Regions from separate parts of the Homo sapiens genome. Here regions 2, 3 and 4 are each linked to region 1. A link is a loop called in an ENCODE intact Hi-C map of the cell type or tissue named here. Cell type or tissue: dorsolateral prefrontal cortex. All regions are shown on one strand. Region 1 overlaps NRSN2 (neurensin 2). Region 2 overlaps RBCK1 (RANBP2-type and C3HC4-type zinc finger containing 1). Region 3 has its middle 30 kb from the start of SLC52A3. Region 4 overlaps SRXN1 (sulfiredoxin 1).

Region 1 (8,000 bases):
AGAGGCTGTGATATCAACAAGACTTTTGACTGGTGGTGCCAGCCTTCATTTGGTTAAGGTGGTGTCTGCCAGATTTTTCCACTGTGAAGTCACTGTTTTTGCCTTTCCACATTCTACTTGTTAGAAGCAAGTTGCTGAGTCCAGCCCACACTCAAGAGGAGAAAAATTAAGCTCCATTTCCTAGATGGCAGAGCATCAAAGAACATGTATGCATATGTTAAAACCACCATACTAATTAATACATATTTGGGGATAGATACTTTGAGGCTATGCAAATATTTTGTTTCAAGCCTGGTGGGGTGGTATGTGCCTGTAGTAGCAGCTACTGGGGAGCATGAGGTGGGAGGATCCCATTGAGCCTAGGAGTTCCAGACCAGCCTGGACAATGTAGTAAGATCCCGTTTCTAAAAAAAAAACCTTGTTTCTCCTTAAAGTTTCACCCACTCATTTTATTGTTCATTGGTAGATGTTGCCTGCAGCAATTATTATTCCGGTGTTCTAATGATGATTTTTCAATTTCTCTCAATCCTTCTACATTTACTAATTGGAATTCTTCTGTAAGAAGACTTGTCCTGGCTGGGCACGGTGGCTCACACCTCTAATCCCAGCACTTTGGGAGGCCGAGGCCAGGAGTTGGGAGTTCAAGACCAGCCTGACCAACATGGAGAAACCCCGTCTCTACCTAAAATACAAAATTAGCCAGGTGTGGTGGCGCATGACTATAATCCCAGCCACTCGGGAGGCTGAAGCAGAATTGCTTGAACCCAGGAGGCGGAGGTTGCCGTGAGCCGAGATCACACCATTGCACTCCAGCCTGGGCAACAAGAGTGAAATTCCATCTCAAAAAAAAAAAAAAAAAGAAAAGAAAAGAAAAGAAAAGAAAAAAGACTTGTCCTTCCCCCCAATTTTTTTTTTAAGAGAGACAGGGTTTTGCTTTGTTACTCAGTATTCAGGCTAAAGTGCAGTGGTGTGATCCTCCTGCCTCAGCCTCCCAAATATTAATAGCTGAGACTACAGGCGTGTGCCACCATGCCCAGCTAATTTTTAATTTTTTGTAGAGATGGGGCCTTGCTATGTTGCCCTATGTTGCCCAGGTTGGTCTTGAACTCCTGGCCTCAAGTGATCCTCCTGCGTTGGCCTCCCAAAGTACTGGGATGACAGGCGTGAGCCACTGCACTCAGCCTTACCGTATTTTATTAATAGTCCCCTACCATGAGCATTTAGGTTGTTTCCAAATGCTTTAATTACAAATAATACTATAGTGTTCCAACATGTAGAGTTGAATCTATAGATCCACCTGCATAAGAGGGAGAAATCAAAGGGCATGTGTATTTTCTATTTTGATATTGTCAAACTGCCTGCACCATTTATACTCTGTGTTAGCTTCCTTTTATTTTTTTGAGATGGAGTTTCGCTCTGTCGCCCAAGCTGGAATGCAATGGCGCGATCTTGGCTCACTGCAACCTCCACCTCCCGAGTTCAAGTGATTGTCATGCCTCAGCCTCTCAAGTAGCTGGGATTACAGACACGTGCCACCATGCCTGGGTAATTTTTGTATTTTCAGTAGAGATAGGGTTTCACCATGTTGCCCAGGCTGGTCTCCAACTCCTGACCTCAGGTGATCTGCCCACGTTGGCCTCCCAAAGTGCTGGGATTACAGGTGTGAGCCACTCCACCTGGCCGGCATGGTTGCATTTTTTTGTTTTTTGTTTTTCCTGTTTTTGAGATGGGGTTTCGCTCTTGTTGCCCAGGCTGGAGTGCAATGGTGCGATCTCAGCTCACCACAATCTCCGCCTCCCAGGTTCAAGTGATTCTCCTGCCTCAGCCTCCCGAGTAGCTGGGATTACAGGCATGTGCCACCATGCCTGGGTGATTTTGTATTTTTAGTAGAGACGGGGTTTCTCCATGTTGGTCAGGCTGGTCTCGAACTCCCAACCTTAGGAGATCCACCTGCTTCGGCCTCCCAAAGTGCTGGGATTACTGGCTTGAGCCACTGCGCCTGGCCTGGTTGCAATTCTAATAGGCTGCTCAGGGAAGGCCTTGCTGAGAAGGTGATGTTTGAGCAACGACTTGAAGGAACTGCCCATGTCGTCAACTGGGGAGGAGTACCCCAGCAGAGGGAACAGTGAGGCAAAGGCCCTGAGTCAGGATCCTGGCTGGAGAGGACACAGGAACCTGGAGAGTGGTGGGAGTTGGGGTTACAGAGGAAAGTGCGGGGGGAGTGGAAATCAGCAAATTGTGTAGGGCCTTGGAGGCCACAGGGAGGGTTTTGGCTACTCTGAGTTAGGTGGGAGCCATGGGAAGGTTTGGAGCGGAGGAGGAACATGACCTAGTTTATGTTCTAACAAGATCTGTCTGGCTACTGTGTAGTAATTAGACTTGGGGAGTCAAGGCGTGGAGTAGGGTGGGGTTCAAAACTCAGAAGCCAGGAGACCGGGGGAAGCTGGTGCAATGATCCAGATCGAGGCGCTGGTCGCTGGTGGTTCAGACCATGGAATCAGCCACGGGGATGTCGAGGTGTAGTTGGGTACAGGATATATTTCCAAGGTTGAGTTGACAGGACTTGCTGATGGATTGGATACAGGGTGTGAGGAAAGAGAGGAGGTTTTGGCTGGAGCAGCCAGAAGAATGGGGACGCTACTCTCTAAGACGTGGGCAGCATAGTAGAGGCAGGTTTGGTCAGGGAGGGGTGGTAACAAGGAGAACAGTTTGAGATAGTTGAGTTTAAATTCAACATCCAGGTGAATGCAGATGGGAACGCAAGCCTGGAGTTTAGGAAAAACTAGGTTTGAGAATAATAGCCGCCACCTCAGAGGTTGTCGTCCTGGTTAAATGAATTCCCGAATTCTGTAAGGCACTAAGAACAAGGCCCAGCCCCTGGTGAGTGCCAAAAGGGGTTAATTACTCTTCCAGGCCTGGAAAAGATCTTACCTTTGGCTTCAGCCCCCTCTCCCACACCCTGGCCCTCACATTCCTTTCAGAACTAGAGGAAGTGTGTTCTCAAGGTGGCTGAGAAATCTCCTTCCCACCCAAAGACAGGAGCTCCACACTCAGGCAATAGGCCAATCAGGCTAAGCACTTTTTTTTTTTTTTTTTGAGACAGAGGCTTGCTCTGTTGCCCAGGCTGGAGTGCAATGGTGTGAACTTGGTTCACTGCAACCTCCACCACCCGGGTTCAAGCAATTCTCCTGCCTCAGTCTCCCGAGTAGCTGGGATTACAGGCATGCACCACCATGCTCAGCTAATTTTTGTATTTTTAGTAGTTATGGGGTTTTACCATGTTGGCCAGGCTGGTCTTGAACTCCTGACCTCAGGTGATCCACCCACCTCGGCCTCCCAAAGTCCTGGGATTACAGGCGTGAGCCACCTCGCCTGGCCCAGCCACCCCTCCAGGCCCTAGGCTGAGCATTTAAATCCACTGCAGGACTTGGGTGGAGCTGGAGGCCATTATCCTAAGTGAAGTAACTCAGGAACGGAAATCCAGATACGGTAGGTTCTCACTTATATAAGCGGAAGCTAAGCTATGAGGATGCATAGGCATACAGAGTGATATAACGAACTTTGGGGACTGAGTCCAGGGAGGTTGGGAGGGGATGAGGGATAAAAAACTGCGTATTGGGTACAGTATACACTGCTCAGGTGATAGGTGTACTAAAATCTCAGAATCACTATAGAACTAATTCATGTAACCAAAACCCACTTTGACCCCAAAGGCTACTGAAATAAAAAGAATTAAAAATAGGCCGGGCGCGGTGGCTCACGCCTGTAATCCCAGCACTTTGGGAGGCCGAGGCGGGCGGATCACGAGGTCAGGAGATTTGAGACCATGCTGGCTAACATGGTGAAACTCTGTCTCTACTAAAAATACAAAAAATTAGCTGGGTGTGTTGGCAGGCACCTGTAGTCCCAGCTACTCATAGTCCCAGCTACTTGGGAGGCTGAGGCAGGAGACTGGCATGAACCCGGGAGGCGGAGCTTGCAGTGAGCTGAGCTCGTGCCACTGCACTCCAGCCTGGGTGACAGAGCCAGACTCCGTCTCGAAAAAAATAAAAAAGAATTAAAAATAAAAATAAAAAATAAATCACTCACCTCTCTGATCATCAGTTACCGCATCTGTAAAATGAAGACAATAAGTCTGGGTAAGGTGGCTCACCCGGTAATCCCAGCACTTTGGGAGGCCGAGGCAGGCGGATCATTTGAGGTCAGGAGTTCAAGACCAGCCTGGCCAACATGGTAAAACCCCGTCTCCACTATAAATACAAAAATTAGCCAGGCGTGGTGGCGTGCACCTGTAATATCAGCTACTTGGGAGGCTGAGGCAGGAGAATTGGTTGAACCCAGGAGGCAGAGGTTGCAGTGAGCCAAGATCGCCCCACTGCATTCCAGCCTGGGCGACAGAGCGAGACAACATCTTAAAAAAAAAAAAAAGAAGACAATAATTCCTTTCTCAACAGGTTATCCTGAGGAGCGAATGAGAAATAATGGGTCGTGCCCAGCACACAGTAGGTGCTCCTGAGTCTGTGTCTTTCTCCTCCCCACGCCCCAGTGGCCAGGGAGAAAGGAAACAAAGTCAGTATCCATCCCAGCTGTTTATTGAAAGGGAAGGTGGGATGGAAGGGGTGCAGGATGAGGAGGGGGCGTGAGGCACAAGGACAGTAGGGTGTGCCCTGGTGGGGGCCGCCTGAGGATCCCCTAGGAGGCCCTTCAGGCTGGTGGAGACTGAAGGTAAGGGTTAGGGAGGGGAGGGGCGAGAGCCTTGAGCGCTGCTCTCCAGCTGCATCAGAGCTCCCTCTAGTGGTACAGAAGAGAGATGACGCCTCCGGCTGGGGAGGGAGGGGCTGGCGCCTCTGAGAGAGCCCATTTATTATCAGGGTCACGGCCAAGACCGTGGGCTTGGTTTCTAGGTAGGTGGACTTTGAGGGGCAAAGACAACCCACTTTTCCTGCCCCCTACCCCCGGCTCTTAGAGACCATTTAAATCCATATCCAAAGTATATCCAGAGCCACCTGGGACCATCAGGCCTCTGGCTAGTCTTTCTGGGCCAAACCTGTCCTCCACCCTGAGGACCCTCAGGGAACCAGGAAGGTGAGGGGCTGGCTCCGCCCCACCTGTAGCACAAGAGCTGGCCCAGGAGGAGGCTGAAGATGTGTTTCTAGTTCCTGCATGCTGCTTTGTTGTGTGACCTCGGACATGTCACCTCCAGCCTTCTTCACCCACCTCACCTATCAACTAGGGCTAGTAATTGCCTGTGGTGGGTGGGCTGGGGGGCTCTGATGCCAAAATGCAGGTAGAAGACACACTGTGAGAGGCAAACGTCTTCACTCATCCTGCAGGGAAAGGCCAAGTGAGCATCTGGGACCCATTCGAGCTGAATGACCCCCACCCCTTCATCTGTGTCTATGGAGGGCAGTGCGTGTCCTCATCCTGGCGAGAAGAGGAATCTGATCCAAAGCCCTCATGGCAGAGAGGCAGGAGCTGATGGCTTGAAAGGGCAAGGGTTTGCCCAAGGTCATGCAGAGGAAGGAGTGGGGACGGGTTGAAGGAGATGTTTTCTGCCCCTGAGGGCCTTGGGAAGAGGGTGTGGGTAGGAAGTTTTGGGAGGACTTGAGGAATGCTGGTATCTTGGAAGAGTTGGGGCCCCACTCCTGGGGAGGGAGCACTGGGATTTGAGCTCCAGATTTGACCTGGAGTTGGGCTCTAAAGGGACCCTGCTAAAAGGGAGAAGTTGGGGAAACACTGAGAGGGGGTTATGGTGAGAAGGGGGGAAGGATCCAGGACCCACATCTTAGGCCATGTGGGCAGCTCAGGAGTCCCTCTTGGGCTGGATAGTCTGCACAGAAGATTGCCCAAAGGGGCTGGCGGGTGGCGAGAACCATGACTGGCCACTGGCATTGCGGAAAATGGGTGACAACTGCTGCTCTGGCTCATCCCCGAAGACCTCCACGTGGCTGTCGGCTTCGGGGTCCAAGGGCTCTGCCTTGGTGTCCTGGCTCAGCCAGCCTATCATGGCCCAGAAGAGGCAGATGGCGAGCAGAACTCCAGCTGCCACACAGAGCGCTGTGCCTGCCAGGCGACAGGTGCCCAGGGCCTGGTTGTAGTCGGCTGCCCGCTGATCCAACACCAGGAACTCACCCTCACCGATGCCCTCCAGCTTGGGGGGCACTGCATAGCCAGTGGTCAGAGCCGCCACACCCAGCAGCAGAAGCAGGGTCCCCGAGGACAGGCTGATCTAGGGAGAAGCAGACAGACCAGGAAGCAGTCAGGGTCAGCCAGGGGCCCCTGGCCAAGGGATCACCTTGGATCCTCACCAGACTTAAGGGTAACCCCTTGATCCATCCTCAGGAGATGGGAATCACAGAACACACTTGCTGGGGTCTAACTGACAGGAGGCATAAACTGTCATGTTTTATTTGGAATCCTGAGGCCTCTTAATTTCCTTCCCAGCTCCCACCTAGCAGTGGGTTTCTCCGGCCAACCCTGTGTTTCCCTCCATCCCAACTCATCTCTTTATCCTTTCTACCTTCCTGTCTCTGTTGGGTTAACTCCTATGCACCATCAGATCTCATCTCAAACCTCACCTCCTCAGGGAGAAGACCCCTGGACTGAGTCAGGTCTCTTGCTTTACTCTGGGCAAACTGTGCCCATTCATTCTTCAATACACTTACCATTGTGCACACTTGGACATGTATTTTGGTTGCTATGTAAGTGACGTCTGCCTCTCCCGCAGTACTGAGAGCTCCATGAGAGCAGACTGTGCCTGTTTTGGCTCACTAGGAGTCTTCTGTGCCTAGCACGTGCCGGCACAGAGCAAAGGCTGAATAAATGTTTGCTGAATGATTAAATAAACCACAGCTAAAAGAGTTCCTCGAAGACAGGGACCTCATGTCTTAAATTCTGTGTTCCCAAGAGCCTAGCACAGTGCCTCGCAATAAGAAGATGCTTAAAAATTTTAAATACACACTAACCTTTCCTTGGAAGTCTTCCTTGATCATTTCCTCTCCTGGTGTTCCCTACAGACCTGACCTGAAGTTATGTAAGTTGGCCTCTCTGCAGAGGTTGGCACCTTACCTCCTCACTAGAGTGAAGTCCTTTGAAAGCAAAAGAAGGGACCCTCTGCCTCAGTCTCCCGAGAATATTTAGCAAAGAGCTATGCCCATAGCAGGCACTCAGCTCATTGCCACCTCTACACCTTGACCCATTGGTGCACCCTGGCCGACTAGTCTCCTTGGCTGTTAAAGACATCAATTCTTCACATTTTTTCTCTGCCCTGGCAAGGTACTCCAGTCTACCATTGAGAAACCACAGTAAGATTTAAGTGAGATGAACCTCACTTCCTGCCAGTCAGCATAGTCCATCTCTTAACCATAGTAATTAGTTCAAGGCTGGCAAGTGACCCAATGAGAGCCAACACAATGCTTGTCAGGACTTCTGGGAATTAAAAGCATTGTTTCTTATAAATGATTTTTAAATTTCTGAATCTTTTACCTCTCCATATAAACTACAAGTGTGCAAAGTGGTAAGTGTATTGAAGAATGAATGGGCACAGAGTTTGCCCAGAGTAAAGCAAGGGACCCGACTCAGTCCAGGGATCTCCTCCCTGAGGAGGTGACATTTTGACGTCCACAAAATAACGTGCTGGGGTTTTGATTGGCATTGCATTGAATCAAAGATCAGGTTGGGAAGAACTAACATCTTGACTATTCCAATCCACGAATATGAACTATTTCTCCATTTATTTAGTTATTTGATATCTTTTGAGTTTTGTAGTTCTTCTCATATTACAGATATTTTGTTAGATTTACACCTAAGTATTTCTCTCTTCTTTGGTGCTAAGGTAAATGGTAACATGTTTTTAATATCTTACTATTTTGCTTTCTCTCTTCCTTTCTTCTCTCTTTTCTTTTCTTGACAGAGTCTCACTCTGTTGCCCAGGCTGGAGTGCAGTGGCACAATCATGGCTCACTGCAGCTTCAACCTCCTGGGCTCAAACGATCCTCCTG
Region 2 (8,000 bases), 76 kb before region 1:
GGGTGGTCAGTCCAATGTTGTGGCAGAGGCGGCGGTCTTGTGGGACAGAGCCTTGAACCTGTGGATTCCATTTCCAGATACTATAGGTAGGGTGAGCACTGAATTGAATTGGAGGATACCCAGCTGATGTAGGCTGCAGAATTGCTTGCTTGCTTGGTGTCAGGGGAGAAATCCCCAACACATTTGGCCACAGATGTCTGTTGGTATTGAGAGAGCAGTGGAGGAAAACACAGTTTGAGTTCATGTTTTTTCCACTCTGGGTACTGTCACAGTCGACACAACTGGTGCGGGTCTGGGGTGCTCTTGGTGTGTTTCACACCCTGGTCTGGGGATCCTAGGAGCTGGCATTTGGTTTTGGATCCTAACCAGAGCTTGATGTGCCGCTTCTCCACATGCCCTTTCTGTCCACAGAGGAGCTGCTCAGCCTACTCTTGCCAAGCTTTCCAGTATCCTCCAGACACTGCTGGCTGCTGGGGAGCGCGCGCGCAGAGCAGTGCCCGGTGCAGGGCCTCCACCCTGGGGATGGGGCCATCGGGGAGACACTGTTGTCTGTGTTGTTTGTTTCCTTGGCTCAGAGGGGAGATGCGCAGGTTCCCGGGGCCAAGCCAGTGGCACTCAGCTCCTGCCACTGTGGGCCAGGGTCACACTGCCCTTTGATCTGACAGTCGTGGATTACGCAGGCTGCCCAGGGCACTGCGCTGCCTCTGAAAGCTCACACCAGAGCTGCACTCCAGGAGCAATCTATCCTGCAGCAAATTCAGGGCACTTTCATAGAAGGTGAGGGTGGAATGTGAAGGATGAATAGAATTATGATAATTGGAGAACTAAAGGAAGGGTATGTGTGGGATACTAAGAAATATTTGGTCTTTCTCCTGGGTTCCTAACACGGGTCTCCTACAACCCTTGGAATTTCGTGAGTGGTGAGTGTCTTTTGTTATTCATAACCCCTTTCCAGCCCATTTGAGTTCATGCTAATGAATTCGTTAGAGCAGGGCCCCTAGATTGCCTCGGGGTTGCTCCTGCACCAGAAAGACCAGGTGATTCGAGGGCGGAAACTTTCAATCCCAAGCAGTGACTCCTGGGAGTTGGAGTGACAGAGGTGGAGCACTTTACAAACTTGAGATTCAGGGCTGGGCGCGGTGGCTCACGCCTATAATTCCAGCACTTTGGGAGGCCGAGGCAGGTGGATCACCTGAGGTCAGGAGTTCGAGACCAGCCTGGCCAACATGGTGAAACCCCGTCTCTACTAAAATACAAAAATTAGCCGGGCATGATGGCGGGTGCCTGTAATCCCAGCTACTCGGGAGGCTGAGGCAGGAGAATTACTTGAACTTGGGAGGCGGAGGTTGCAGTGAGCCAAGACTGCACCCCTGCACTCCAGCCTGGGCAACAGAGCAAAACTCCGTCTCAAAAAAAAAACAAAAAAAACCCCAAAACTTGAGATTGCAGTGGCTGCCAGTCGCTCCCATCCCTAACCCTGTTCATCTCAAGCGTGGCTGTTCCTGCCCACACTGCATCCTTGAGGACACCACACCAGGAAGCGTCAGGGCAGGGTGATCTTCAGTTCTGAGTCACTCAGGCAAATTATTGAACCTGAGGGGGTGGAGTCATGGGAACCCCTGAATGTGTAGTTGGCCAGGAAGTGTGGGTAGCCCAGGAAGTGTGGGTAGCCCAGGAAGTGTGGGTAGCCTGGGCACCCCATCTGTGACTCCATCGGAAGTGTGGGACTGAGCCCTTTAATCTGTGGAACCTGACACTAGCCCCAGTTGGTGTCAGAGAGCTGGAAAAGTGGTGTCAGACAACACCACACAGTATGCAAGGCTGAGGGGAAACGCCAGTGTAAAAATAACACGTAACAAGTGTAGGTGGTTTGGGGCCAACAAAGCCCGGGAGGGCTCGGGTTTAGGGTCTGTGGAGCACTGGGGCCGGGCAGGATGGCTGTAGTGCTGTGGAGAGTTGAGGCTGCCTTAGGGATGATTTGGGGGTGAAGATAGGCCTTGACCTGAGCTGGGTTTGGAGGGAGAATTATTAGTGGCCTGATGGGGTCTTAGACTGAGGGTCGAGTGTGTTCCTTCCTTCCTGGCTGGGTGAGCATCTAAGTCACTGCCTCTCGGAGGCTCACGTCCATAACAGTAAAGCAGGGATGGTCTTGGCCCTCCTGGAGGGCTTCCTGCAAGGGTGTTGGTGAAATGTGTTTCTATTTGTGAAGCTGTGCTAGTGCTGTTGCCATTTTCATGAGCAGTTACCAATCAACAAACACTTGTAGCCAGCCCTGCACCGGGCCCACGATCACCCAGGGATGAAGTGGTGACCGAAAGCAGGAACAGGCCGGAGCCTTCACCAGCTAAGAGGTGAGACCCTCAGCTGGGGCTGAGACCCAGCCTGGCTGTATCTTCCTCCCCCTGCCACTGTCCCCTCTGGTGTTCTGCTGGTGGCCCCTGCTGCCAATTCCTGCTCCTCACGAGGGCCCCTGCTCCCTGGTCTTTTCTCCAGACTTCCTCATGGTTGGCACTTGGGATCACCAGGCTGCGGGCTCACCTTCAGCTGCCTGCATTTGAGCAGATTCCATGCCAGCCCCAAGCACTAGAGGAAGACACCAGTGAGCGCCGGCATAGGCCGACGGGCTACCCTCCGTGGCAGCTGCTCTTTATCTGAGCAATGGGCTTCCACTCACCTTCCCCTGCCCCTGTCCTGCCCCTGAGGAGAGAATGATGATCATTGTGTCACTCAAGTACCTTTGGGACCTCTTGCTGCTTCCTCTCGATGGTTTGAGTCCAAAGCCCTGGGGTTTGGTTTTCGTTCGGCCCTGGAGAGTTGGTGCTGGCCTCTCAAGTTCTGGGCCCCTGGCATGGGTGAGCCTTGGGAGGTGGAGGCACCTCCACCTGACCCTGCAGTAGAGGGTGCCCTGGGCCTGCTCGTCTTAAGACCTTTCACTTGCAGGTGCAAGGCGGGTGGAGCTGAGGCAGGAACCGGGGTTGGCCCTACACAGCTCCCTGCTCCTCCGCACCACTGCAGCATGGATGGGGCAGGCCGAGCAAAGCCACAGCCAGCACAGCCCTCTCTGCTGGTCTCGCCCTCACCTGTGATACGCCGCGCGTAGAGCCCCACTTCATCTTCCTCTTACGAGAAAAAGGATGGTGCAAGGGCACTGGAAAGGCCTCGGCGTGAGTCCTGGGGTGGTGAGGACTGTGGCAAACTGGAGGGTGTACACCCCATGAAGAGATTTGACATCTCTGTGACTCCATTCCCCCCAGGTAGAAGTGAGGACCTGGCATTACCAAGCTTTGACATTTTCAAGAGAAGCAGGGCATCTAGATTTTAATGTGGTAAACGATGTTGCCAATTTAAAAAGATGGGCAACCGATTTAAATTTCTAAAACAACACTGGGTGGACTGGTTACAGCCTGTGGTACCACAAGAGAACAATCTCTGCTTTTGTCTCATGCCCAGGCTCCTGAGAGACACCAGGCCAGGCCCTGGCAAGAGAGGGGAGAGTGGGTATGAGACAGCGTCTGCCTGAGCTGGTCCCATCCACACGCCTGCAGCCTGGCTCTCCTCTGCTTTTTCTGTTTCCTCCCAGTCAGTGGTTCTGCCTGGGCCTTTCTGCCTCCAGGGCCGGGGAGGCTGCCTGAGTGTGCCCCTCATCCTCTGCGACGGTTGACTGCCCTGAGCCAATGCAGGCAGTGCCGAAGGACCCAGTCCACTCACACATTCTCAGACAGCTCTGCGCACAGTGACTGGGGCCAGCTCTTGAGTCCTGGCATCCAACGGCAGGTGGCAGTGCCTTTCCAGTTGCTAGAACAGGCCCTTCCCCACAAAATCACAGGCCTTCAGCAGCAGAGGCGCCCTCTGCCTGCTATGATGATGGTCACGTCACAGCGTGGACAATGTGTTGGGCATCAAATACCAGATCTCAAAAGGGGAAGGAGGGTGGGTCACAGAGCGGAGGAAAGACTTAGAGAATGAACATCCCAGGACCCTGTCTTAGTAACCTCCGACCAGCACAGAGTGGGTTCTAGTAAATACTGCTGAATCGATACTGTGCCATCTTGCTTGAGACGAGAAAATAGGATGGACAACCCCACCCCTCAACTGCAGCAGCTTCGTTCCTTCTTGAACTATCTACCTGCCAACCCTAGATGCCTGCTGAGAGGTCAAAAGGGAGCAGGAGTGGCAAGACTTCCCCTCCCGCCCCTAAGCCCATCCTTCTCTGCAGACTTGACACACTGCACACTCCACCTGTCCTGGCTGACGGTGACCCAAGAGCATCCTTGCCCCTGAGGCTGGGCATGGGGTCCACATCTGGTAGAAAGGTCCCAGTGCTCAGTCACAGCCTCATTCTACCACAGATGGACTGACAAGTCAACTTTCTGATGCAGTTCCCAGAGACCTCAGGATCCTGCCTGTGTGTAGAGTCCCAGGCCAGGACATTCATTTCCTCTCAAGGACATCACACTCATCCCTTCCCGGAAAACCATTTTAATTATAATAGCTTACACAGGCTGCAGAGAGGGAGACGCAGAGCCGGACCTGACGGGCTGTGCTTTCAAAACTGTGCAGTCTCCTTCCTGGCTCTGAACAGGTTAGCAAGAGTTCCAAGAGGCCTCAGGCCTCCAACCACAAAGGCAGAGAAGTTAGCCCCAGAAAGCTGACAGCTGAAGGCGGGGAGGCTGAGAGTGCTTGGTGTTTGACAGATGAGTGTTGTGGTGGGAGGAGTATGGAGTCACACAGAGGCTCCACCCAGCAAGGCCTCTGGCCAGGGGCTATGTTTAAGGCTGGGGTCAGGCAGAGGTGGGAGCCGCAGGGGAGAGAAGTCTGGCCGGCAAGCCCCAAGGGAAGGACAAAGGCACTGGGGCAGATGTGACCGTGGACAACCGCAGTGCAGGCAGGGCCCCTACAACGCTACAGCAAGCAAGGCCGTCCACGAAGCTCCCTGAGCTACATTCTAACAGAATGTGGATGTGGGGCTGGGTCAGCATGTGGCCCCACCATCTTTAGCTCAGTGGCAGTTCTGACAGCTTGGGTGGCAAGGAATCCCATTTACCCTGCAGCGGCAGCCCCCGCTGGTGTCTCCTGGGCCCTAGAGGATGGGAGGAAGAGAAGAGAATGTCAGCGCAGTGCAGAGACTGCCCCCACAGCCGAGCGCTCTCCCACCCCGGGCCTTTGCCTCTGCAGGTCCTCCTGCAAGAATGGCCTGGTCAGCCTCAGCTACCTGATGGAGAGTCACTGAGGCCTTTTCTGGGCTCCCACAGCACTCAGTCTACCCACGCCTAGATCCGGGAACAGGCCAGGGAGAGGATCTGACCACTCTGCATATTCTAGACATGTCAGCATGCGAGAGGGCAGTTTCCTCTGCCTCCACCTGTCTGAAAGTCTACCTGAACGTAGCAACAGGCCCCCAATTCCAGAGCACACCCCTAATAACGACAGCTACCATCTGCAAGGGTGCTCACCAAGTGACAGGCTCTCTAAGCACTTCTCTTGCAATTTTTCCACTTGATTCTGACAACAAGCCTGAGATAAGCCCAGCTATCATCTCCATTTCACAGAGGAAATGGGGCTGACAGAGGTGAGTGGCAGGCAGCCTAATCACACAGTCAGTATGTGCCAGAGCCAGGGGCCAATCCACCTCTGACTCCAGATCGAACCTTTACTTGCTGTCCTCTAGGGCAGGAGTGGGCAAACCTTTTCTGCAAAGGGCCAGTCATTTTGGGCCGGGCAGCCATACGGCCTCTGCCTCTGTAGTGTAAAAGCAACCACAGCCAACATGTGAATGAATGAACACGGCTGTGCTCCAAAGCACTTTACCTACGGACACTGAAACGTGGATTTCATGTAATTTTCACGTCACAAAATAGTCATCTTCTGGTATTTTTTCAACCATTTAAAGATGTAAAGAACATTCTTGCGGCCCGGTGGCTCACGCCTGTAATCCTAGCACTTTGGGAGGCCGAGGCAGGTGGATCACCTGCGGTCGGGAATTTGAGACCAGTCTGACCAACATGGAGAAACCCCGTCTCTCCTAAAAATACAAAACTAGCCGGGCGTGGTGGCGCATGCCTGTAATCCCAGCTACTTGGGAGGCTGAGGCAGGAGAATTGCTTGAACCCGGAAGGCAGAGGTTGCAGTGAGCTGAGATTGTGCTATTGCACTCCAGCCTGGGCAACAAGAGTGAAACTCCGTTTCAAAAAAAAAAAAAAAAATTCTTACCTCGGGAGCTGTACAAATTCAGGTGCTGGGTTGGATATGGCCCATGGGCTGTAGTTTTCCCAGCCCTCCTCTAAGGCAAAGCCCACAAGGGCACCCTCTCCACACCACCACGAGCAAAGACTCACCCCAGGGCCCCAGCGTGGGCCCTTGGTGACCCAGCAGATCTCGGTGTGGCAGACGGTGCAGCGGATCCAGTCGCAGCCGTCCTTCTTCTGTACCACGATCTGGCACTGGGGGCAGCGCATGGCCTCGCCCTGCTGCAGCATCACCTGGAGTGGGGCAGGTGCTGGCCCTGGGGCGGGGCTGGGGCAGTCACCCAGCCTGGCCCCTCCCCATGGCAGGGAGAAGGTGGTGACCCTCTAGAGCTGTGGAGTCTCTCCTGTGTGGCTCTGCCAGGCCAGGCTCCATCCAGCAACCCCCTCTTCATTCCTGTGGTCTCCACCCTCCACCCAGACGCTCTTCCTGACATGACCATTCGGCCTAAGTCCCACCTCCGGATGGGAGTGACAGCCAGAAGGGAGGTCAGAGCCTCCAGGGATGTGTGAGCACAGCCCTTACTGGGAAGCCCCCAGCCCCCACCTGGATCCCAGAACTTAAAATCCCTAGGCCTCGGCCCTGTCCCAGCCTCACCTTCAGCATCTCTGTCGTCTGCCGGGCAGCCACATCGTTCTGAGCCCGCAGGGCCAGGTCCTCCTGATACTCCTTGCAGTTCATCTGCTCATGGATGGCCTGTAGCGGGTGAGGGACTCAAGGTAAGAAGGTTCCTCAGGGGGTTAAGAAGCTGGGAGAGGTGAGGTGCAGGGCAGGAGTCCACAAAGGCACTTAATGCCTCTAGGTGTAGTCACTGGCAGGACCTCACTTTGTAATGCATAAGCCATTTTACAGAAGAGGATATTGGCGCCAGGGAGGTGAAGTCAAGGTCATCACATATGCTAACAGCAAAATATACCTCAGCCTCCTGAGTAGCTGGGACCACTGACATGTGCTGCCACACCCAGCTTATTTAAGTTCTGATGGGCACAGAAATCCCTTATACCCCTAGGGTGAGACCCTGCATCCCTAACAAGGGCCTGCCCGGGGTTACAGGCCCAATGACCCCAGACTGAGCTTGCTCAGGCTGAGTCTGAGACCAGGCTCCAGACCTGTTTACCGGCTCCTCACCTTCAACTTTTGAGATGAAGCGGCGGGGACAGGCCTGGGGGAAGGATCAGGTAGGGCTGTCTAGGTTTGGGGTCAGCACTCAGTTGAGGACACGGGTGGAGACGTGGTATAGGGCCAGGGTCAGGCCTTAGTCTGTCACAGATTCAGTCAGAAGCCAGGGTCAGAGCTCGGTTCAGGGTCTGAGCTGAATATGGGACCACCTTAAGTGACAAGTGCAGGGTCAGGTTTGGTCAGAGGCCAAGTCTATGGACTTGGATGGGATCAGGGCTCAATGTGGGACTGGGATTCAGTCTGTGACTGGGGTCAGACTGGCCCAGGGTCGGGGCTCCATTGTGAACCAGGGCTGCCTAGGTTTGAGGCTCCATCTGGGGCTGGGGCTGGGACTCCGTCTGTGGGGCCAGGGCTCAGTTCAGGCTCAAGCCACACTCTCCCACTGACATGTAGCTCTAAGTCATGACCAGCAGGCCAGTGTCACAGCTCCCTTCCCAGGAGAACACGCACTGCAGTGTGGTGAGCTCCAGGCAAGATGACAGTGACTAGGTGGGGGGAGTCCCTGCAGGCCCCACCTTGCAGAGCAGGCAGTTGACGTGGAAACACACAGGGCAGGTGAACTCATTGACATCATCCTC
Region 3 (8,000 bases), 380 kb before region 1:
CACACCTGCCCCAATGCATACCTCCTCTACAGAGGGAGGAAGGAGGTGGAACAGGGAACCCTCTACCTCACACTGGGAGTGTTCACTAGCGAGAAGACTGGCAAGCCGAGGGCAGAGGGAAAGTTTGGTTAGATCATCTCTCCCCCTAAATCTGTTCTGGGCTCTAGAGCTAACAGTAGCCTTTCCTGCAAAGAACTGAGAAGGCCTCTCCTCCTCTAACCCCCACACGCACAACCTGTGTTGGCATAAAGATCTGGTCTGCCAATGCTCAAGAGACCCTCAAAAATGGCCCAGACCTGCAGTTACACATTGCCGTTTTTGAGGTTCCTTTTTGACACTGCAAGTCCTGTCCTCAGCACTCCCTTTCCTAGGATGGAAAACAAGAAAGTTTCCCCACCTCTTAAGCTGATTGATAATATTAATATATAACATTAATTGAGAGAGCACTTATATGGAAGATGGCATTGAGTCCCCAATGAAATACGTAATCATGAATGAGACTAATGAGGCTCAGAGAGGTTAAGTAACTGAACAAGGTCACACAGCTGGTAAGTGATAGAGCTGGACTTTGAACCCAGGTGTTCTGGCTCCAGAGCCAACAAGCATGATCACTCCACTGTGTTGCCTCCTTGAAGGTGGCCATTAGAGGATTGATTTCCTCCTGGCAAACGTTTAACATCTCTAGAGGGGAAAACTCCTGTTTGAAGCATTTGCCAATTGCCATAGTGTAAATACTCACCATTGCTGATTTCGAGCTACAAACATGATGTTACTGAATGTAGAGTTGGGTACAGATACACACGATTAGCTCTCCCAAGCTGGTGCAGGCCACTTGGTTGAGCAGCTTGAAAATTCAAGAAGGGACCAAGCAGGAGGTGGGCAAAGGAGAATTTAGTGTCTGTATTCGTTTGTTCTCACATTGGTATAATGAACTGAGACTGGGTAATTCATTTAAAAAAAGAAGTTTAATTGGCTCACGGTTCTGCAGGCTGTACAGGAAGCATGACTGGGGAGGCCTCAGGAAACTTACAATCATGGCAGAAGGCGAAGGGGAGGCAGGCACGTTCTACATGGCTGGAGCGGGGTAGGAGGAGGTGCCACACACTTTTAAACAAGCAGATCTCGTAAGAATCCATTCACTATCACAAGAACAGCAAGGGGGATGTTTGCCCCCAAGATCCAATCACCTCCCACCAGGCCCCTTTTCCAACACTGGGGATTACAACCCCACCTGAGATTTGGGAGGGGAAACAAATCCAAACTATATCAGTGTTTTGTTTGTTTGTTTGTTTTCAGATGGAGTCTTGCTCTGTCGCCCAGGCTGGAGTGCAGATGTGCAATCTTGGCTCACTGCAACCTCCGCCTCCTGGGTTCAAGCGATTCTCCCATCTCAGCCTCCCGAGTAGCTGGGATTATGGGTTCATGTCACCACACCTGGCTAATTTTTTGTATTTTTAGTAGAGACAAGGTTGCACCATGTTGGCTAGGCTGGTCTCAAACTCCTGACCTCTAGTGATCCATCCACCTTGGCCTCCCAAAGTGTTGGGATTACAGGATGAGTCATTGTGCCCAGCCCACATCAGTGTCTTTAAAGAGAATTTTCCCACCAATGGGCTTGTCGGAGCCTCCAGCAATCTGAAGAGCTGATTTCGATTCTTTTTTTTTTTTTTTTTTTGAGATGGAGTCTCGCTCTGTCGCCCAGGCTGGAGTGCAGTGGCATGATCTCGGCTCACTGCAAACTCTGCCTCCCAGGTTCAAGTGATTCTTCTGCCTCAGCCTCCCGAGTATCTGGGATTACAGATGCGTGCCACCACACCTGGCTAATTTTTGTATTTTTACTACAGACGGGGTTTCACCATATTGGACAGGCTGGCCTGGAACTCCTGACCTCGTGATCCGCCCGCCTCAGCCTCCCAAAGTTCTGTGATTATAGGCATGAACCACTGTGCCTGGCTCTGATTCTTGTCTTACAGATACAGAAGCTGAAGTGAGCTTTATGCAAACTGAGCTTTATGCATTTGTACAACAGTCACTGAGCATATACCCTGAGTGGGGCCCTGGATGGAAAGAACCAGCACTAAGGATGCAAAGTTAACCTGGATCAGGTTCTAGCCTGCCTAACGGAGCTTGCGGGCTGACAACAGGTACACAAGCATGCACGCGTGGCTCTATGGAGCCTCCATTCAGGTGGCAAGTATGCCAGTCAAGAGTGTGGGTTCTCGTCCCGGACTTCCTGCCTTCAAATTCAGGCTGTACCACTCACTGGCTATTGAAACCACCTTTGCAAAAATTGTAACTGAGGAAATTATGACAATAGCCCTTTCCTGAAAAGATCCACTTCTTGCCCGGGGACCAGTCTGCCTTTGTAAGACTAACAAATTAGCTACAAGATTAGAAATCAAGGTTTAGGGGCTGTGCAGCCTCTGACAGCAAGGGTCTGAACCTCCCCAAGTTGTTCCTGGGGACAGTGTCACTATTGCAAAACCTAAGATCAGTGCTTGAGATATTTTGCAGATCTTGCACTACAGCAGCTGAGGGATCAGCTGACACCACCCGGATCGGTAACCTAGCTTAACCAGTTCTGCGATCCTACCCGGGAACAAGGTGAACGCCTTCGGGCTGGGTGGTACACTATTTGACCTTGGGCTAGTTACTTAACCATTCAGTGCCTCAGTTTCCTCATCTGTAAAGAGAAGAGATAATAATATACCTACCTCATAACATTCTTAGGAGGATTATCTGAATTAATGAATTAATGCGTGAGCAAAGGGCTGCGAGCAGGCCTAATACATAATGAAAGCTCAATAAATGTTAGCTGTTTTTATTATGTAACTTCGGAAATGCAGCTATGTGCGCTCAGAAAGAGAGAGAGAAGGGAGAATGATGTACACAATGTGGGCGATTCTGCCTGGACATGATCCCAGCTGTGAGAGAGATGTGGGGGTGTGGATCCACAGCTCGGAATCCCACACACCCCTGAGAGAGAACAGAACCTAAAATTACAGTTCGCAAATGCATGCAATCACCACCATATACTGCTGTTCTTTATGGTCCGTGCATTTATTGCTGCAAAGGACTATATTTAGAAAACTGCCCATATTATACTTTATGAGTGACTTAAAGGATTTTTAGGAGTTCTTTAAAAGTTTTTGTTTATTTTTATAATTTTCTCCTTGCGTTAGAACCTAACACTCACATTAAATGCTCTCCCACAGTAAATATATTTCGAAATGACAAGTGCTAGAATAAATGGGTGAGGATTTTCCAAAGGCTGTTTTGCTGATAGTTGGGGATAGGGAAGGCAAAGCTAGACCCCCAACCTCTGGACTCTGAGTCCAGTGTTCTTTCTTCTGTAATCAGGACCCTGGGGGGACAACCCTGACATACTTCCAAGGACCCTGGACTTCAGCTCCTGGCTCCCTGCTCAGAAGGGAGGGGTGGATCGTCTAGGGCCCAAGGCAGAACCTGAACTGAGTTCCCATTCTAAGAGGGTGTTTGGAGTGAGGTGAAAGGGAGACAGGGATTCTAACCCCAGCTTCACAGCTGGCTCTCTCCGTGTGAGCTCCCTAAGCCTCAGCACCCTAAGCGTGTACAGAGGTAAATATTCTGCGCACAGCAGCTGCCCAAGGCCATATTCCCTTCCCTCCGCCCCGCTGTGCACATTGGCTGCAATGTAGCTTTAGGCCAGTAGGTGGTGGTGCCGCCCAAGAAGCAGGAAAAAAGCAGGGAAAGAAAGGGATGTGCCTGGATGGTGGATCCACTGAGGTCCTGCTGATCCCAGGCCAGGAAGCGGGGACATTGAGAGCCGAGATAGGAGTCCAGGCCACTTGAGTGCTTGCCTATGCCCCACATATGAAGGCACGCCAAGAGGCTCACATACGTGCATAACCAAGGACCAACCTTGCGCCTGAAGGAGGCCTTTCACATATGAGCTCCTCGAATCCGCACACTTGCCCTATGGAGAGTGGCAGTATGGTCCCATTTTACAAGTGAGAAAACTGGACCAAGAGAGGCAAAGTGACCTGCACTAGGTCACACAGCAAGTCCATGGCAGAGATGGATTTGATCCACTCCTGTAATAATATTAACAGCCAACTCCCATGTAATTCCTGCATGTGCTGATACTGTCCTAAGCATGTCTGTACCTATGCACTTATTCAGTCCTCATGACAGCCCTACGAGGTAGGTATGAGTAGTATTTTTACTCTCACGTTACAGAGGAGGAAATGGAGGCACTGAGAGGTCAAGCAACTTGCCCAAGGTCACACAGTCAGATCTGCGATTTTTTTTTTTTTTTTTTTTTTTTTGAGACGGAGTTTCGCTCTTGTTGCTCAGGCTGGAGTGCAATGGCGTGGTCTCGGCTCACTGCAACCTCCACCTCCTGGGTTCAAGCGATTCTCCTGCCTCAGCCTCCCGAGTAGCTGGGATTACAGGCAGGCGCCACCACGCCCGGCTAATTTTGTACTTTTAGTAGAGACGGGATTTCTCCATGTTGGTCAGGCTAGTCTCGAACTCCCTGCCTCAGGTGATCCGCCCACCTCAGCCTCTCAAAGTGCTGGGATTACAGGTGTGAGTCACAGCACTCTGCCTGATTTTTTTGTTTTGTTTTGTTTTTTGTTTTTGTTTTTTAATAGGCATCCTAATAGGTGTGAAGCGGTATCTCGTGCTTGCAATTCTGATTTGCATCTCCCTAATGATTACTGACGCTGAGCATCTTTTCCTCTGTTTATTGGCCACTTGTACATCTTTGGAGAAATGTCTATTCAAATCCTTTGCTCATTTTTTCATTTGGTTGTTTTTGGTTGTCGTTTTTCCTCTCTTTGCAATTAAATGACCTGCACACTGAGGCAAATTACTCATTCGGGCCCTGCGTTCCTTCTCTCGTGCTGCATCCAGGCCTGGACCCTGCCCTACATGCTGGGGATGTGGTGGAGATCAAAACCCAAAGATTCCTGCCCCATGGGGTGTCCTCTCCAGTGCGGCAACCAGACACTAGCGTGATGTCAGATGACACAGCAGGTTTTGGGGGTTTTTTTGTTTGGTTTTCCTTTTTTGTTTTTGTTTTTGTTTTGTTTTGTTTTTGAGACAGAGTTTTGCTCTTGTTGCCCAGGCTGGAGTGCAATGGCGCGATCTCGGCTCACTGCAACCTCCGCCTCCCGGGTTCAAGCAATTCTCCTGCTTCAGCCTCCCGAGTAGCTGGGATTACAGGGGTGAGCCACCACACCCAGCTAATTATTATTATTATTATTATTATTATTATTATTATTTTGTATTTTTTAGTAGAGACGGGGTTTTACCACTTTGGCCATGCTGGTCTCGAACTCCTGACCTCAAGTGATCCACCCACCTCGGCCTCCCGAAGTGCTGGGATTACAGGCATAAGGCACTGCACCCAGCCTGGTTTTATATCAAGGGGCATCGACAGGCAGCCTCAGGCCCCCTCCAGCCCTTGTGCCTGGCATGTGAGCCCCTCACAGCAGGTTTGAAAAGTCTAGAATTTCCAGCATTTTAAAAAAGTTTGGAGAGTTAACATCAAAATCTAGATACATAGCTTCTCTTGAAAAGTTGAAAGCTGAAACCACTCAGGCTTGTTTTCCACCTCAAAGCCATCACCCGGATCAAGGCACCAGCTTAAAAGGGCTGCTTCACCCAAGATATTAATAACATCTCTCCTGTGGGCAACCACTCCAAAGTCTGATCTTGCAGAGTACAGAGGCATGACCTCCCTGTCTCAGGCTGTGACATGTCCTAAGGGCTGGCCCAGCTCCTGATGGGACTGGTCAAGGCCTCTATTGCAACTGCCCGAGCCTGCTTCCCTGGCTCCTCCAAGATCCTAAGAGCACTACCTGGAAAACCACCCACATGCAGATTTCCATCTCAGGAGCTGCTTCCCGGGACCTTGACCTTCAAGATGGGACATGAGCTCACTGGTCCCCACAGCCTCCTCCTGGCCCACCTGAGTTTTTTTTTGAGTTTTCACCTCTGGTTTTGTCCTGGACAGGACATAACCCCATAGTGATTGCAATAAGAGGAGCTTACCCTTCCAAGCCAGGAGCCATGTGCTAGGCAGTATTCTCAGATATGTTCATTTCATTCTCACAATAACCCTATGATTGTTACATACCTATTAAAATATCTAATTTTTTTTTTTTTTTGAGACAGAGTTTCACTCTTGATGCCCAGGCTGGAGGGCTGGAGTGCAATGGTGTGATCTCAGCTCACTGCAACCTCTGCCTCCCAGGTTCAAGCAATTCTCCTGCCTCAACCTCCCAAGTATCTGGTTCTCCCTGTTGGTCAAGCTCGTCTCGAACTCCTGACCTCAAGTGATCCGCCCACCTCTGCCTCCCAAAGTGCTGGGATTACAGGCATAAGCCACAGCGCCTGGCCTAAAATATCTAAATTTTTAAAAACCTGACAATACTAAGTGCTGGAGAGAATGCAAAATGGTATAGCTACACTGGAAAACAGTTTGTCAGTTTCTTTCTGTTTTTTGGGGTTTTTTTTAGGCAGGGTCTCACTTTGTCACCCAGGCTAGAGTGCATTGGCACAATCTCACCTCACTGCAACCTCCGCCTCCCACCCTCAAGTGATCCTCCTACCCCAGCCTCCCAAGTACCTGGGACTACAGGCACTCACCATCACGCCCAACTAATTTTTGTACTTTTAGTGGAGATCGGGTTTTGCCATGTTGCCCAGGCTGGTCTCAGACTCCTGAGCTCCAGCAATCCTCCAACCTCGGCCTCCCAAAGTGCTGGGATTACAGGCATGAGCCACATCAGATTCTTTGTAGTTTTGTTCTTTGGTTTTTTGGGTTTTTTTAGACAGAGTCTTACTCTGTTGCCCAGGCTGGAGTGCAGTGGCATGATCTCGGCTCACTACAACCTCCACCTACTGGGTTCAAGGGATTCTCCTGCCTCAGCCTCCCAAGTAGCTGGCACTATAGGTGCATGCCACCATGCCCGGGTAATAATTTCTGATAAAATTATAAATACACTTACAATATGACCCAGTAATTCTACTCCAGGGTATCTACTCTGGAGAAATGACAGTGTATGTCCACACAGAGATCTATACACACATGTTCATAGCAGCATTATTTATAATGCTCCCAATTAGGAGTGACCCAAATGCCTTTCAACTGGTGAATGGATAAGCTGTGGTGTATCCAGCAGTGAAATACTACTCAGCATCCAAAAGGAACAGACTTCTGATGCATGCAACAGCATGGATGCATCTCAACTGTGTTATGCTGAGTGAAAGAAGCCAAACTCACAAAAGCTTCATACTGCAGGATTCTGTCTATGTAACATCCTTGCAAAGGCAAAACTTATACAGATAGAAAACAAGGCATGGTGGTTGCTAGGTATATTTGTTTGTAAAGACTACTGTAAAAAAGTACCACACACTGAGAGGCTTAAAACAACAGAAGTGTATTCTCTTTCAGTTCTGAAGCCAGGCATTTGAAATCAAGGTGTTGGCAGAGCCACTCTACCTCTGGAGGCTCTAGAGCAGAATCCATTCCTTGCCCCTTCTGGTTCTGGGAGCCTCCTGGTGTTCTTTGCTTTGGGCCACATCACTCCAACCTCTGCCTCTTAATTACATCTGCAAAGATCCTTTATCCAAATAAGGTAACATTTACACAGTTCAAGGATTAGAATCACTAATTTTTTTATTTTTTTTATTTTTTTGAGACGGAGCCTTGCTGTTGCCCAGGCTGGAGTGCAGTCATGTGATCTCGGATCACTGCAACTTCCAGCTCCTGGGTTCAAGCAATTCTCCTGCCTCAGCCTCCGGAGTAGCTGGGATTATAGGCGTGCATCACCACACCTGGCTCATTTTTGTATTTTTAGTAGAGATGGGTTTTTGTCATGTTGGCTAGGCTGGTCTCAAACTCCTGGCCTCAAGTGATCCACCCACCTTGGCGTCCCAAAATGCTGGGATTATAGGTATGAGCCACCCTGCCCGGCCTAGAGTCACTAACTCTAGATGACCTTTATTCA
Region 4 (8,000 bases), 290 kb before region 1:
CCATGGCTGATTTTCAAGCTACAAGGTGATGTCGAACAGCTCACAAAATTCCTGATAATTAACAGTTGTCTCTCACAGTAGTCCAGTGTGATCACCTTATAAGGAGCTCAGCACAAGTGGACAAAGTCTGCTTTACAAACTCTCAAGCCTTGTACCATGTCCATTGACTCTGTGCCTCTTCTCCCCAGGAGGACCCAGACAGCGTGCCCCCCATCGATGTCCTCTGGATCAAAGGGGCCCAGGGAGGTGACTACTTCTACTCCTTTGGGGGCTGCCACCGCTACGCGGCCTACCAGCAACTGCAGCGAGAGACCATCCCCGCCAAGCTTGTCCAGTCCACTCTCTCAGACCTAAGGGTGTACCTGGGAGCATCCACACCAGACTTGCAGTAGCAGCCTCCTTGGCACCTGCTGCCACCTTCAAGAGCCCAGAAGACACACCTGGCCTCCAGCAGGCTGGGCCATGCAGAAGGGATAGCAGGGGTGCATTCTCTTTGCACCTGGCGAGAGGGTCTGACTCTGGGCACCCCTCTCACCAGCTACAAGGCCTTGGACTCACTGTACAGTGTGGGAGCCCCAGTTCCCACCTCTGTGACAATAGGATCATGGCCTTACCCTTGAAGCATTACCGAGAAGGAGAACAGAGATGGGCTTGAAGAGCCACGTGCTGCCGGCTCCAAATTCCCAAGGACAAGGATCCCTCTGCATTTTTGTCTATGTAACCTCTTATATGGACTACATTCAGCTGCAAGGAAAGGAAAACCTTGATTGCAGTGGTTTAAACAAACAGAAGATTGTTTTTCCACATAGCATGGATTCTGGAGATGGGTGGCTAATGGTATTGGTTCAACAACTCCACGAAGGTAGGGGTCACGTCTTGGATCCTTTTGCCTTAATCTCAGTGCTCGTTACTTCATGGTCCCAAGATGGCTGCTGTATCCCCAAGAATCATGTCTGCGTTCAAGGAAGGAGGGGTGGAGGAAGAGGAAGGGCCAAACTAGCTGGACCCGTCACCTTCTATCAGAAAGTAAAACCTCGTCAGAAGTCTGTTTCCTGCTCTCTCCCTCTGCATATCTTCACTTAGATGCCCTTGGCCCGAGCCAGCTACCATTGCACCTCTAGCTGCAAACAAAGCTAAGACAGCAGGGAACAGAATTGTCATGGCTGAATAGACCAATCGTGTTCCATCTACTGAGACTGGCACACTGCCTCCTGCAATAAAACTGGGATCCCATTACCAAGAGAGAAATGCAGAATTGTGTACCAGTTAGCTTTTGCTGTGTAACAAACCATCCCCAAACTTGGCAGCTAGAAACAAACCCTGTATTTTCCCACAATCCTATGGGTTGGCAATTTGGGCTGGGCTCAACAGGGCAGTTCTGCTGCTCACACCTGGGATCCCTCATGGAGCTAAGGTCAGCTGTTACCTCAGCTGGGCCTGGATGGTCTAGGATAGCCTTACTCACTTGCCTGGCAGGTGACAGGCTGTTGGCTGGAATTGCTTGGTTCTCCTCCATGTGGCCTCTCCAGCAGGCTAGCTCAGGCTTATTCACATGATGGCTTCAGGATTCCAAAGAGAGTGAGAGTAGAAGCTGAAAGACTTCTTGAGTTCTTGGCCTGGAACTGGGACTAGGACAGTGTCACTTCTGCTAAGTTCTTTTGGTCAGAGCAAATCACAAGGCTTTACCCAGATTCAAGGGATGAGAAACAGACTACATGTCTTGATGAGGGGAACCACAAAGAGCTTGTGGCCATTTTTCACCTATCACAAATAATTTTGGATGGGTATTTATTTGGATAAAGGTATTTCCCTCTTCCCCCTTTCTCTCTGTCTCATGGGGCCTCACTCTGCCAAGTTGGAAGGCACTAAGACATTGTCCTGGCCCTCAGGGTCTAGGGGAAGAGGTGTTGGGGCAGGAAGTGAGTCTCTCCATGGGCTGGACCCACTGTAGTAGGAGTGCCTCCTTGTCTGCACTGCTGGTATGGGGTTAGGCCAGGTAGGACATTCCAGAGGGGCTTCTGAAAACCAAGAGTCCCTGGGGAAAGGGAACAGAGTAAGGCAGGCCTTGTTCTCACTGCCCTCTAAGGGAACTTGGTCACTCGGCACTTTTAAGCCTCAGTTTCTCCAGTTCAATAATAAGGACAAGAGCTTTTCCCATGCATTCTCTTTCCCCGGGAAAGTTGACTGAGGTGACCAGTAATAGAATTGAAAAGGGAGAGTGTCTTCAGTGCAATGTGGCATCCTGGATTGGGTCTTGGAACAAAAACAGGACATTAGTGGGAAAATTGGAAATCTGAAAAAAGTCTGAATTTTAGTTAATATACCAATTTCAGTCTCTTGGTTTTGACAGATGTACCATGGTGATGTAAGATGTTGACCTTGGGGTAGGCTGGGTGAAGGGTATACAGGAACTCTTTGTACTATCTCTGCAACTTCTCTGTAAATCTAGTATCATTCCAAAATAAAAGTTTATTTAATTTAAAAAAAAAAAGGGGGGGTGTGCAATTCCTTTAGACCAATGGTTCAGGGTCTCAAGCTTGTTTGCTAAATACCAGATTGCTGGGCCCCACCCCCACTTTCTTTTTTTTTTGAGACAGGGTCATGCCCTGTCACCCAGGCTGGAGTGCAGTGGCACGATCATGACTCACTGCAGCCTTGACCTCCCGGGGCTTAAGTGATCCTCCCACGTCAACCTCCTGAGTAGCTGGGACTACAGGTGCGCCCTTCTCATTTTTTTGTAGAGACAGGGTTTTGCTGTGTTCTCTGGGCTGGTCCTAAACTCCTGGGCACAAGCGATTCTCCCGCCTCAGCTTCCCAAAGTGCTGGGATTACAGACATGGCCACTGCCCCCGGCCCCCCAGAGTTTCTGATTGAGGCGAGTTGGGGCAGGGCCTGATAATTTGCTTTTCTAACAAGTTCCCAGATGTTGCTGATGCTGCTGTTCAGGGACCACATGCTAAGAGCTGCTAATAACTGCGTCAGTTATTTTCAAATACGGTGACTTCCCCACTTCCATCCCCAGTGGAATGAGTCTACTCATTCCCCCCAGCTTGTCTACTCATTAACTGTGTGACCTTGGGCGGTTCTGTCCCTTCCCTGGGGACTTCTTCCAGGCTGTCAAATGGATTGTGTACCCCTAAGGTTTGTAGCGAAGGTGAGGTGCCCCTGTCTTCTGTGAGTAAACTCCTCCTGTGCCCGCTGGGCTGGAATGAGAGTGAAGATGGTCGCCCCCTCCTGAAACAACTTTTCCTTCTTGCAGAGAAGACCCAACCAGACAGCGCTAAGGGCCCTGCCAGGCACTGCGAAGGAGGTGCAGAACAGATTCGGAGTAGAGGGGTACTGCTTGATCATTTAAGGAAGAGGAGCTGGGTTTTAAAGGGTGTAACCTGCTGGTAGCCGGAAGTTGCGTTTCCCTCTTACAGCAGCAGGTGGCGCTGCTCTCCGGCCCCCGCGGCAGGGCCGTCCCTCTGGCCTGCAAGAGCTACAGCTGTGGGAAGGGGCTGGATGCACGCGCAGGGCTGAAAGAGGCGGGATAGTTAACCCGGGTTCAGCCGGGATGAGTCTGGAGTTCAGGTTCTATTTATCAGCTCTTGTTCTGTAACCTTGCGCACATGTCTACCCATTCCTGTCTATACTGGGGGTGCTGGGCCAGAGAATCTCAGGCTCAGCAAAGGTGGTACCTCCTCCAAGAAGCTTCTGGGCTCCTACTGGCTGGGCTACCATGACCTACAGTGTCCCTCCCCAAAAAAACCTCTGCCCCCAGGAACTTGGCTCCAGTGAAAGGCAGTATGTGCCTTCACCGCCCTGGAACCCACCCACTTGACCGTGGTAGATTTAAATTTCCTTTTTTTTTTTTTTTTTGTTTTCATTTCACAAGGCTTTTTGTTGTTGTTGTTTTAGTAGAAATGGGGTTTCACCATGTTGGCCAGGCTGACCTTGAACTCTTGGCCTCAGGTGATCTGTCCGCCTCGGCCTCCCGAGGCACTGGGATTACAGGTGTGAGCCACCATGCCCAGCCATTTCACAAGTTTTATATAAGTATATTTACTTTTTAAAATGTGTTTGTTCGTTTGTTTGTGATGGGGTTTTGCTCTGTTACCAAAGCTGGCACGCAATGTTCTGATTATAGCTCACTGCAACCTCAAACTCCTGGGCTCAAGCCATCCTCCTGCCTCAGCCTCCCGAGTAGCTAGGACTACAGGCACCACCACACCCAGCTAATTTTGTTTTTAACGTTTTATAGAGACCAGGTCTTGCTCTGTTGCCTGGGGTGGTTGGTCTCCAACTCCTGGCCTCAAGTGATCCTCCCGCCTTGGCCTCCCAAAGTATGATATTACAGGCATGAGCCACTGCATTCAGCCATATTTACCGTTTAAACATTAAAATATTAAAATGTTAAATAATTAAATATTAGAAATTTAAAGTATTAGAGGCAAGCGGAAGCCCACCACAAAACCTAGTCCTGATTATTCCTTTGCCCTCTTGGGACAGTTACCTTTATGAATTTGGCATAGAGCCTCCCAGACTCTTATCTAATTTAATAGTAATGAATGTGCGTTTAAGTAAAAAATGTTTTCTTTTTTTGCGCTGTTTTGTGGATTGCTTTTCTCCCTTGGCACTGTGCCCCAGCCGTCCATCCCATTCGTGCGTGCCTGTCTCCCAGTCTCCCTCATTCTGGTCTGTGCCCAAATGTCACTTCTTCAGGGGCCTTCCCAACCATAGCGTCTAAAACAGCCCCCTCCCCCATCATTCCGTCCCTTTATCCAGTTTTATTTTCTTCATGGCATTTGTCACACTCTCCCAAATTTTCTTCTGTGTCTGCTTTTTTTGTTTTTTTTTTTAAGACAGGATCTTGCTCTACCACCCAGGCTGGAGTATGCAGTGGCACCATCGTGGCTCACTGCAGCCTCCAACTTCTGGGTTCAAGCAATCCTCCCACTTAGCCTCCTGAGTAGCTGGGATTACAGGTGTGTGTCACCACACCCAGCTAATTTTTTATTTTTCTTTTGTAGAGATGAGGTCTCACAATGTTTATCAGGCTGATTTTCAACTCCCGGCCTCAAGCAGTCCTCCCATATTGGCCTCCCAAAGTGCTGGGATTACAGGTGTGAGCCACCGTGCCTGGCCAAATGTACGTTCTTAAGGCAGGACTCAATCTGTCTTGTTTATCACTGTAGGTTCAGTGCTAAGAACAGTGCCTAAAAGATAGTAGTGTTAATCAATATCTGTCAAATGAATAAATTCCAGCTGAGTCTATCTCATTCTTTTTCACCGCTGCGTGGTGTTCCAGGCTGTGAATGTAGCCGTTTGTTAGTCGTGATCATGTTCATGGAAGCATGGGGGCTTACAGTTATTTGCGGCTGCGAACGGCCCCCGCCATCACCCTGCTCTTTCAACTGTATACCCAGGAGTGGAGCTGCCTGGCTGATGCATACGCCCATTTCCATCTTCTAAGACCCTGGCAAATTGCTCTCCAAAGTGGTTGTTCCAAGTGCCACCCTCTCCGGTGGAGTTTGGGAGCCTATTTGCCTTCCCTGCACTCCAACCAGTACTTCTTAGCCTTGTTTGGGATCATGAACGTGGTTGAGAACACAAGAAAGCCATGAGTCCTTTCCCCAAAAATACACACACACGCATTTTGGGCCGTTTCTGGGCCTCCCTGTATTTGATGATCTCCTTCCCTGGGGGACCCTGTATCAAATGTTTAGAAGCCTCATTATCTCATGGATGGGAACTGTGAGGCACAGGCAGGTGGCAGTGTGAATGAATGAATGAGTGAATTGATGAAAGAAAGGGCTGTCCTTTTGTAGGAGGCAAAGGAGAGCCTTGAGACCCTGACCTACCCCCAGTCAGAAAAAAAAACCCCACCTATCTGGGTCACTCCAGTCCCGCCCTACCCTGGACCAGAAGGCTCCAAGGACAGGCTGCAATGGGTTCCTGGGCTCAGGCTTGGGCAGCTGCACCTATCACCCCTGGAGAAGGCAGACCAAGCCTGGCACCCAGGGTCAAGGCAGGCAATCAGGGGGAGCCACTGACTTCCCTGGGCTGAAAGAGGGTGGGGTGAAACATCCATCCCGCTTCCCACACAGGCACGCACTATAGGCTACAAAGCACATTTGCGTCCAGCCCCTGACTTAGCACTTCTATGGTACCCGAAGTAGAGACTGCGATTAGGGGAAGGCTGTCATCCTCCGTCGTCATCATCATCATCACTGTAGCTCCCCTACTTTAACTCTCACATTAGCCCCCAGAGGTGGACAGGGCAGAAATGATCTTTCCTGTTGGACAGACGGGTAAACTGAGGACCGAAGCAGCGTAGCCACCTGCCGCAGGGCCCCCGGCTCGTCCACCCGCACCCCGCCGGCCCACGCGCGCCGCCCTCCCTCGCGGCCCCTTCCCCGGGCCTGACCCCCCGGCTCCGCCTGACAGATGACCTCAGCTGCCGCCAATCCATTGGTTCCAGCTCCCGGGGGCGGCGCAGAACAAAGCGCGCTCTGTGGCCGGGCGGTCCCCTCACCCCGCGCGTCCGCCGCCGGGACCCCCCTCCGGAACTGCGAGCGCCGCCCCCCGCCCGACAGCCGTGTAATGTCTTCCAGGCCGCGCGGCCCCTTCCAGAGCCCGAGGGCCGCCCTCGCCTCCCGCAGGGGGCTCCGCGGGGCCGTCCAGGGTGCTCCACCCCCGCTGGCCCCCCCCAGGCAACTCCACCCCCGCTGGCCCCCCCCAGGCAACTCCACCCCCGCTGGCCCCCCCCCACAGGCAACTCCACCCCCGCTGGCCCCCCCCCAGGCAACTCCACCCCCGCTGGCCCCCCCCAGGCAACTTCACCCCCGCTGGCCCCCCACCACAGGCAACTCCACCCCCGCTGGGCCCCCCCCAGGCAACTCCACCCCCGCTGGGCACCCCCCCCCAGGCAACTCCACCCCCGCTGGGCCTCCCCCCCCCAGGCAACTCCACCCCCGCTGGGCCTCCCCCCCCAGGCAACCCCACCCCCGCTGGGCCCCCCCCAGGCAACTCCACCCCCGCTGGGCCTCCCCCCACAGGCAACTCCACCCCCGCTGGGCCCCCCCCAGGCAACTCCACCCCCGCTGGGCACCCCCCCCCAGGCAACTCCACCCCCGCTGGGCCTCCCCCCCCCAGGCAACTCCACCCCCGCTGGGCCTCCCCCCCCAGGCAACTCCACCCCCGCTGGGCCCCCCCCCCAGGCAACTCCACCCCCGCTGGGCCCCCGTCCCAGGCAACCAGATTGGGGGGCACCCCCAGAGGGAGGCTCTGCTGGCTGCCCCCTGTCCCTGCGGAAGCAGCGGGAGGGCAGGGTCCGATGTCCGGGTTTCTATGCCAGGCAGGGATGATGATCCCTGTCACCGGATGATCTTATCCCTGTACCCTCAGCGCCGCCGTCTGCAGTGGAAAATGCTGTTACTGCTCGGAGGTGTTGTTGCTGTTGTCGTCGCTGTTATTGTTATTATTTTGTGGTTGTGCACAGGAGTCACTTTCTTTATTTATTTGACTTTTTTTCGAAACCAGGTCTAGCTCTCTGACCCAGGATGGAGTGCAGTGGTGTGATCACAGCTCATTGCAGTCTCCAACTCCCAGGCTCAAACCATCCTCCAGCCTCAGCCTCCCAAGTAACTGGGACCACAGGCACGTACCACCATGCCTGGCTAATTTTGTAAGTTTTTTGCGGAGACAAACAATGTCTTGTCACGTTGCCCAGGCTAGTCCCGAACCCCTGGGCACAAGTGATCCTCCTGCCTCGACCTCCCAAAGTGCTGGTGTGAGCCACTGCCCCCCCTCTGGGAATCACTTTAGATTCAGACAGATCTGGGTTTGAATTTGTTTGTGTTACTTACTAACTGTGAGACCTTGGAAAGTTAGTTCACCTGTCAGAACAACAAGAGTACCCAACATTTATTGAGCACCTCCTATGTGCCAGACACAGCTCTGTGTTTAAAGGCTTTATTTAGCTCATTTAATCCTCAAGGTAACCTTAGGAGGGAGGA

The links. Peaks named below come from ENCODE experiments on the same cell type or tissue, not always from the same donor. Only the 100,000 strongest peaks of a DNase experiment are listed, where the experiment ranks them.
Region 2: it touches region 1 in a loop (7-fold over the local background); 46 of 110 quality-filtered maps call a loop at or near these places.
Region 3: it touches region 1 in a loop (4-fold over the local background); 49 of 110 quality-filtered maps call a loop at or near these places.
Region 4: it touches region 1 in a loop (4-fold over the local background); 59 of 110 quality-filtered maps call a loop at or near these places.

Annotation. Positions count from the first base shown.
Region 1 is chr20:351,439-359,438 of GRCh38, reverse strand. It overlaps NRSN2 (neurensin 2), which reads right to left. Exons shown (of 5, transcript NM_001323682.2): 5 at 4,577-6,229. The coding sequence ends at 5,804. Among named protein-coding and RNA genes, the nearest start is that of NRSN2, 8.3 kb to the right of the region's middle. RefSeq lists a silencer at 2,900-3,194. In dorsolateral prefrontal cortex, CTCF peaks have their summits at 4,586 and 4,791 (motif pointing left); a DNase peak (open chromatin) is centred at 4,798.
Region 2 is chr20:427,430-435,429 of GRCh38, reverse strand. RBCK1 (RANBP2-type and C3HC4-type zinc finger containing 1) reads right to left here. Exons shown (of 12, transcript NM_031229.4): 9 at 7,938-8,000; 10 at 6,841-6,939; 11 at 6,336-6,479; 12 at 3,291-5,080. The coding sequence ends at 5,000. Among named protein-coding and RNA genes, the nearest start is that of RBCK1, 23 kb to the right of the region's middle. RefSeq lists enhancers at 4,459-4,959, 4,960-5,460. In dorsolateral prefrontal cortex, CTCF peaks have their summits at 3,605 and 3,805 (motif pointing right); a DNase peak (open chromatin) is centred at 3,789; H3K27ac peaks cover 1,264 bases.
Region 3 is chr20:734,892-742,891 of GRCh38, reverse strand. No RefSeq gene overlaps it. Among named protein-coding and RNA genes, the nearest start is that of SLC52A3, 30 kb to the left of the region's middle. In dorsolateral prefrontal cortex, CTCF peaks have their summits at 3,477 and 3,678 (motif pointing right); DNase peaks (open chromatin) are centred at 2,929 and 3,701; H3K27ac peaks cover 1,688 bases.
Region 4 is chr20:641,106-649,105 of GRCh38, reverse strand. SRXN1 (sulfiredoxin 1) reads left to right here. Exons shown (of 2, transcript NM_080725.3): 2 at 189-2,491. The coding sequence ends at 392. Among named protein-coding and RNA genes, the nearest start is that of SRXN1, 8.1 kb to the left of the region's middle. In dorsolateral prefrontal cortex, a CTCF peak has its summit at 3,416 (motif pointing right); DNase peaks (open chromatin) are centred at 3,435 and 6,456; H3K4me3 peaks cover 741 bases; H3K27ac peaks cover 2,936 bases.